2 separate regions of the Homo sapiens genome follow, and region 2 is linked to region 1. Evidence: chromatin contacts called from ENCODE Hi-C or POLR2A ChIA-PET data. All regions are on one chromosome and are shown on one strand. The core of a region is the stretch at or near the end of the contact, and the rest is flanking DNA. Distances in the headings are between cores, read along the strand shown. Region 1 overlaps SIL1 (SIL1 nucleotide exchange factor). Region 2 has its middle 28 kb from the start of SNHG4.

Region 1 (3,748 bases), core at 642-3,141:
CTGAGAAGTGAACGGCATCATCAATAACAAACTCCCTGACTGAAATGCTCAGGTAGTCATCCTGTCTTTTCAGCCACCCGGGTGAGCAAAAGACAGAACAATGGCTCAGGAATGGGGACAACTCAGGCAAAAGGGCCTAGTCACAGGGGTGAGGTTCTTTCCAGAATCCTCAGCACACAGCAACACCCCCAAAGGGGGCTCTAGGCTCTTGCTTTACAAAAACCGCTAGGGGCCTGTGTGTCAGCATGGCTGACAGGAAGCGGTTATACTGAGGAAAAAGAGATGAAGTCAAAAGATAAAGTTGACAGATATTAGGGTTGTTTCCACATTTTGCCTATGAACTTGCCTCTTCTAGCCTTTGCCAAGAACAATGAAATAAGAAGTCTGAAGAGCTGAATGTCCATGCCAGGGTGCTTCATCAAAGCACCTCAGGGATCCTAGACTTGACTGCCGAGAGGAGGCATTTTAGTCAGGCAAAGAGGTTGGAGGTGTGGTATGGGTGCTTAAAGTTGGCTAAGTGCTAAAAAAGGTGGACAGTTTGGACAACCAGTCTATGAGTCCCATGGCAGGGAAGGAGGTAACCTAAGAGACAAGCAGGGGTCCAAAAGAGAGGTCTGGAAACTCATCAGTTGCAGCATCAAGAAAGGTATTCAAAGGCAAGGGCCCTTGCCCTTCCATCCCAGACTTCCACTGTGTCACTTTTCATGAGGGAAAGGAAGGAGGGCACAGTGAGTTTTAGAGGCACATGCATGCACACACACATATATGGAGTTGCCTCTGGGAATGTAAATAAATATTCATGAACAGCTCAGTGTATGAAAAGCAAGGACAGAGGATGAAAAATGGTGCCAATTAGAAAGAAAGGGTGGTATCTATTTTTAAAGTGGCTGAATAAACAGTAAAGGATTGCTTGCTAAAAATACTGTGCTTGACCCCCTCCCCAGTGGCAGAGTCCCTCTCCTGTGCTTGGTAACAACAGGCAAACTCTCCTCCCAGTGTGGCAGGTCTAATGCTGCCATGGCAGCCTCATGTTCTTATGAGAGGTTCACCCTGGGCCAGGTATGGTGGCTCTCGCCTGTAATCCCAGCACTTAGGGAGGCCGAGGCAGGCGGATCACTTGAGGTCAGGGGTTTGAGACTAGCCTGGCCAACATGGAGAAACCCCATTTCTATAAAAGATACAAAAATTTGCTGGCTCTGGTGGCGCATACTTGTAATCCCAGCTACTTGAGAGGCTGAGAGGCTGAGGCAGGAGAATCGCTTGAACCCAGGTGGCGGAGGTTGCAGCAAGCCAAGATCACGTCACTGCCCTCTAGCCTGGGCAACAGAGTGAGACTCTGTCTCCAAAAAAAAAAAAAAAAAAAAGTTTACCCTGGGTGCCTGTCTCCAGTAAGAAGGAGATTTCTTGTGAGAAGCATTCTGGGTCTCGGACCACAAGCTGATAATGGCACTCATGCCTCAGAGGTGACTCAGGTTCTCAACAGTCTCCAAAAGATCCCTTGGCAAGAGGGAGCAAGTGAATGCAGGACTCCACTGGAGAATCCAACTATGGAGGCATCAGAACCAATGTAACAAAAAAGGAGGGGAGAGTCCCCAAATTATCCTCCCCAGAGTCCAGATCATATGGGAGTATTTCATGAGAGTCATTTCATGGGACTAGTGGGGCACTGAAATCAAGTTTCTTATCCACTGCCCACTCCTGATACACATGCACCAGGATATTCCCCCCTGGGATTAGATCTGACTGATGGCACATGAAAATAAAGGCAAGGAGTGAAGCTCAGTATGATTCATGGACAGAGAAAACAACAGGAACCCAAATTGTATGTGGGCCAGTGATGGGCAGGGACTGGAGTTTCTGTTCTGTCCCAGATGCGCAAATCTCACCCAAGTCAGTCCTGTAGGAAAAGCACTTGCTCTCCCACGCTCACGCCTGCTCTCGCGTGCTCTCAATCTCTCTCTCTTTTTTTTTTCTCTCTCTCAGCATTTATCACCACTTGGCACCACACTGTGGTTAGAAGTCTGGCTTTGAAGTCACGCTGCCTGGGTTCATGTCTTGGCTCTGACACAGTCTAGCTGGGCGACACTAGGCAAGTACTTAACCTCCCCAAGCCTCAGTTTCTCCATGCATAAAATGGAAATAGTAATTGTCTTTACTCCATAACAGTACTTACTTGGCCAGATTCAATGAGAGCATGCAGTGACTCTCAGCTCGGTGCCTGACATGTTGTAGGTACTTTTTTCTAAATATTCTTCATGTCTTGGTCTAGACTCTAAACATTTTGAGGACAGTAACCATGCCAAATGCATCTTCCTATCCTCTAAGAGTGTAACAGAGTTGAAATTCAGTAAACTTTTGTCAAATGAGCTGGCTTCCCTGAGCATGTTTGCCATGGGCAACAAACCCAGCTGGCAAATGCATTTGTCCAGTTCACCGGCCCCATTTGTTCTCATCACCTCAAGATAAATCCTCCCAACCACCAGCAAGGTGTGCAGGGTGGGCAGCATCTGCCCCTCCCTCCATTAGGAAAAGGTGAGAATAAATTGGAAAACAAACAGCCACAGGCAGTATTTGCAGCTCCTCAGAGCGATGCCCTATCGATTTTTAAGTGTCACTGTTAATAACAACAACAACTGGCAGTGATACAACATTTTTCTTCCAAAACAATCAGAGCATTTTATAGAGACAATTTCATCTATCTCTCCATGGCTCCAGCAGGAGCAGGAGAATATTCCCCACTTCAAGTAAAGGGCAGGAGAGGCCAAGGGGTTTGGCCAAGGTCACTGTACAAGTCAGTGGGATGCCGGTGCTCCTGGTCTCTGCGGCCCTCTGCATCCCTGGATGGCATCTCCCTAGGACAGAACTTCCCTAGCATAGTTCTTTTCAGATGTTTAGCAAAGTTAACCTTTTAACAAAACACCCATGGGTGGAGGGTGGCATCAAGCACTATTCCAAAAAGCATCCTCTTGGCGGGAAGCCCTTAGACATGACCACTCCTTGGCTTAGTCTTCCTCTTCCTGTGTGCCATCAAGAATCACACCTACCAGTTGGGCGTGGTGGCTCATGCCTGTAATCCCAGCACTTTGGGAGGCTGAGGCAGGCAGATCACCTAAGGTTAGGAGTTCGAGGCCAGCCTGGGCAACATGGTGAAACACCATCTCTGCTAAAAATACAAAAATTAGCCAGGCATGGCGGCTTGCACCTATTAGTCCCAGCAACTCAGGGGGGCTGAGGCACGAGAATCACTTGAACCCAGAAGGCAGAGGGTGCAGTGAGCCAAGATCATGCCACTGCACTCCATTCTGGGTGACAGAGTGAGACACTGTCTCAAAAAAAAAAAAAAAAAAAAAAAAAAAAGGCCGGGCGCGGTGGCTCACACCTGTCATCCCAGCACTTTGGGAGGCCGAGGAGGGCGGATCACGAGGTCAGGAGATTGAGACCATCCTGGCTAACATGGTGAAAGCCTTTCTCTACTATAAGTACAAAAAATTAGCCAGGCGTGGTGGCAGATGCCTGTAGTCCCAGGTACTCGGGAGGCTGAGGCAGGAGAATGGCGTGAACCCGGGCGGAGGAGCTTGCAGTGAGCCGAGATCGCGCCACTGCACTCCAGCCTGGGCGACAGAGCGAGATTTTGTCTCGAAAAAAAAAAAAGAAAAAAGAAATCAATCACACCCACCTAGTAGTCCAGAGGCTGGAGTGCCACACAAAGGGAGGCAGAGAAAGGACAGGTCCAATCTTACCCATGCGA
Region 2 (3,748 bases), core at 788-3,287, 260 kb after region 1:
CAAAAATTAGCCAGGTGTGGTGGTGGGCGCCTGTAGTCCCATCTACTCGGGAGGCTGAGGCAGGAGAATGGTGTGAAGCCAGGAGGTGGAGCTTGCAGTGAGCCGAGATCGCGCCACTGCACTCCAGCCTGGGGGACAGAGTGAGACTCCGTCTCAAAAAAAAAAAAAAAAAAAGCCAGGGAGGAAAAGCCACACACTGCATGATTCCATTTATATAAAAAGTCCACATTAGACATATCTATAGAGATGGAAAATAGATTAGTAGCTGCCTAGAGTTGGGGCAATTTGGGATTGACTACAAATGGGTAGGAGGTTTCTTTCTGTGGTGATGAAAATATTCTAGGATTGGTTGTGTTGATGGTTGCACAGCTCTGTAAATATACTAAAAACTTTGTGCGCTTTAAATGGGTGAATTGTCTAGTGTATAAATTAAATCTCAGTAAAGAAACAGGCAACCCACAAAGTAACAGAAAATTCTATATGAAATTGTTACCACTAAGACGTCTAATAGTTATATTTAAAAATAATAATAACAATAGTTTTCTTGGTGTTTTGTTTTATTTTCTGAGACACAGTCTCCCTCTGTCACCAGGCTGGAGTGCAGTGGCACGATCTCAGCTCACTGCAACCCCCGCCTCCCGGGTTCAAGCAATTCTCCTGCTTCAGCCTCCCGAATAGCTGGGACTACAGGCGCATGCCGCCACGCCCAGCTAATTTTTGTATTTTGTTGTTGTTGTTGTTGTTGTTTGAGACGGAGTCTTACTCTGTCGCCCAGGCTGGAGTGCAGTGGCTCCATCTCAGTTCACTGCAACCTCTGCCACCTGGGTTCAAGTGATTCTCCTGCCTCAGCCTCCCGAGTAGCCGAGATTACAGGCGCGTGCCACCATGCCTGGCTAATTTTTGTATTTTTGGTAGAGACGGGGTTTCAGCATCTTGGCCAGGCTGTTCTTGAACTCCTGACCTTGTGATCCACCCATCTCAGCTTCCCAAAGTGCTGGGATTACAGGCGTGAGCCACCATGCCTGGTCTTTTTTTGTATTTTTAGTGAGATGGGGTTTCACCATGTTGGCCAGGATGGTCTCAATCTCTTGATCTCGTGATCCGCCCACCTCGGCCTCCCAAAGTGCTGGGATTACAGGTGTGAGCCACTGCGCCCAGCCAATAGCTTTTTAAAACAAAACAAAAAAGTGAGGGCTTTGCTGTCAAATCTCATTTCTGCCACCTGCTGACTATGTAACCTTGGACAAGTTACTTAACCTCACTGAGCTCAGTTTTCTCATCTGTAAAATATGTATTAGGTCATTTTGAGGATTAAATACATGAATATGTAAAGTCATCTGGCACATAGTAGGTGCTCAGTAAATGAAAACTATAAAGAAGAGCCAAGGAATGCCAACAATTAAAGGAGTGAGGAAGAAAAAACAATATTTGTGGGCCAATGCTATATCCATACATTTATGCCTAACATTTGGCTGTGTTCTAAGGACATAAGGAAGACCCTGACTAAGAAGCTGGAAGGCTGAGGTATAAGGCATTTCTGGAATAAAAATCCCCATAAATAAGCTAAGGGCCAAAACAGAGTCATGGGCAGGTTGTTCAGAAGCAGAGAGAAAGGCTTTGAAAGGGGAGGAGACTTTAAGAGTCAGCCAGGTGGAAAAGGGCAGAGTAGACCCTTGTCCCCTCCCCTACTATGGGTAACCAGAAGGATATGAAACAGCCCTCTCTGGAGAAAACTGGATAGAGTTTACTCAGGACAGGCAGAGGCAGAAATCAGAAGAGAAATTGTAGGTTGATTTTTCATGGCCAGGATGGGGAATGAAGCTGGCACAGGAGGTAGAAGATAAGGCCTGCCTCCCTGGCCTTGCAATAGGTGAACTGAGCCCTAGGAATTCCTGCCCTCTCCCCTGGACTAGCTCCCCTTGGCCCCTAAGCTCTGGATCTCCCTCTGCCTCCCACCAGTCCTCTTTTGGGGAACAGAACCCGATGCTCTGTGGGCCGAGCATGATGGCTCCAGCACTCCTCCCTCTAGTGACTCATTCCCAAGACTGGGGGTGGCAGGAAGTGCCAGGGCCCCAGAGTTGCAGCCCCATCCGGATTCTGGCAGCTTAGAGACATCCTATATTCTTCCTTCCTCCCCCCACCCCCGCCACCTCCCTCACTTTCAGCTCTGACTCTTGACATTTCTACATAAGAGACACCCACCTCCCCCAATCTCTTCTTGCCTTTCTATTGCCTCCTACAGTACCTAAACTGCAGCCCCTAGGGGCTGCTGGGTTAAAGCAGCCTGATCCCAAGGGGGAATGGACACAACCCACATCTAAGGGCCCTTTCCTAGGAAAGGTGACCAGGCAAGTTCTGTACCCTCATGGCCAGATCTTTGACCGGCAAGGCACATGATCTAGAAAGCATTCTGATTGACGCTTAAAACAACAAAATGGTTTTGCTCCATGCTAAGGTCTTCACAAGTCTGTCTCATTTATTCCTTACAACAACTCTAATACAGATACCATTATCACCGGCATCTGGCAAATAAGAAAAGTGAGAGGAAATGTGAAAAGTAGAAGAGCTCGGCCGGGCGCGGTGGCTCACGCCTGTAATCCCAGCACTTTGGGAGGCCGAGATGGGCGGATCACAAGGTCAGGAGATCGAGACCATCCTGGCTAACACGGTGAAACCCCGTCTCTACTAAAAATACAAAAAAATTAGCCGGGCGCAGTGGCGGGCGCCTGTAGTCCTAGCTACTCAGGAGGCTGAGGCAGGAGAATGGCGTGAACCCGGGAGGCGGAGCTTGCAGTGAGCCGAGATCTCGCCACTGCACTCCAGCCTGGGTGACAGAGCGAGACTCCGTCTCAAAAAAAAAAAAAAGAGAAAAGTAGCAGAACTGGGGCTTAAACCCAGGACTCACATCCTGGGCCTTTAACTGCCAGGCTCCTCTTCCTGTCTTGGGAACAGAGGGCAGTGTAGGCCTCTTTGAGCACAGCCCCCTGAGTAATCTAGGGCAGCACATGCAATCTTGAGGCCCTTGGCACAGCTGCTCTGGGGTCTGGCTTCAACTCTAGCCTCCCTTCTAGTTCTCCGTCCCTTTCTATACCTGCCCCACTCTCCGGGGTGGAAATGTGGAGGGCTACTCAGAGGATTCTCAGCCCCATCAACAGCTTATCTTCCTATTCAACTATTAGGACAAACAGACATCAATGTGATTCCAGGGTTCCCAGGGACTACCTAGAAAGAGGGAAATCAGATAGTAATGCTTATAGGTGCAGGCAGGCAAAAGGAGGCTATAGATACCCAAGCATGGGGTTAGCTGAGGCTTGCAGGCAGAGCAGACATCTGTCAAATCAAAGAGGCATAGAGACAGCCCACATGACAATAGAAATAATGATACCCTTGAATTATGTAGCACTTTATAATTTCTCAAGCACTTTGCAAACATTTGATCCTCCAGATGACCTCCTAGGGCCCAAGGAAGCAGAAAGCATCTTTTATAAGCTGTCACCACCTGTCAAGTTGTCCCCCAAGATGGGGAAAGGCAGGAGCCAGGCAAGGCAGTGAGTGAGTTAACCAAACCCAAGCCACAGTGAGTAATTGATAGTTTTTATGGAGACTTTATCCTCAGACTCCTTAGATATCATATTTCTGTTAGATTATATTTACATAACAGTGCAGGGTGAGAGACCCTGATAAATCTTCTCAGAGGCATGGGGATGAATACTGTGGAAATGTACTTTTGTTGATAGCGATTTGTTTT

What was found. A loop is a pair of places that touch in the nucleus more often than their neighbours do. ChIA-PET counts read pairs that join two places held with the same protein, here RNA polymerase II (POLR2A). Pooled maps may share reads with other maps.
Region 2: a loop to region 1 is called in a pooled map, with 4 times the contacts of the local background. The contact joins two enhancer-like sites. A Hi-C loop is called at or near these places in 4 of 50 pooled maps. POLR2A ChIA-PET finds 5 or more read pairs at or near these places in 5 of 52 experiments (GM12878, H1, HCT116 and 2 more).

Annotation. Positions count from the first base shown.
Region 1 is chr5:138,979,870-138,983,617 of GRCh38, forward strand. The region is part of intron 7 of SIL1 (SIL1 nucleotide exchange factor); the gene reads right to left. Among named protein-coding and RNA genes, the nearest start is that of LRRTM2, 110 kb to the left of the region's middle. Within about 2 kb of position 1,892, at least 3 of the 41 ENCODE cell types and tissues checked have a DNase peak (open chromatin) inside an H3K27ac peak, as active enhancers do.
Region 2 is chr5:139,244,458-139,248,205 of GRCh38, forward strand. No RefSeq gene overlaps it. Among named protein-coding and RNA genes, the nearest start is that of SNHG4, 28 kb to the right of the region's middle. Within about 2 kb of position 2,038, at least 3 of the 41 ENCODE cell types and tissues checked have a DNase peak (open chromatin) inside an H3K27ac peak, as active enhancers do.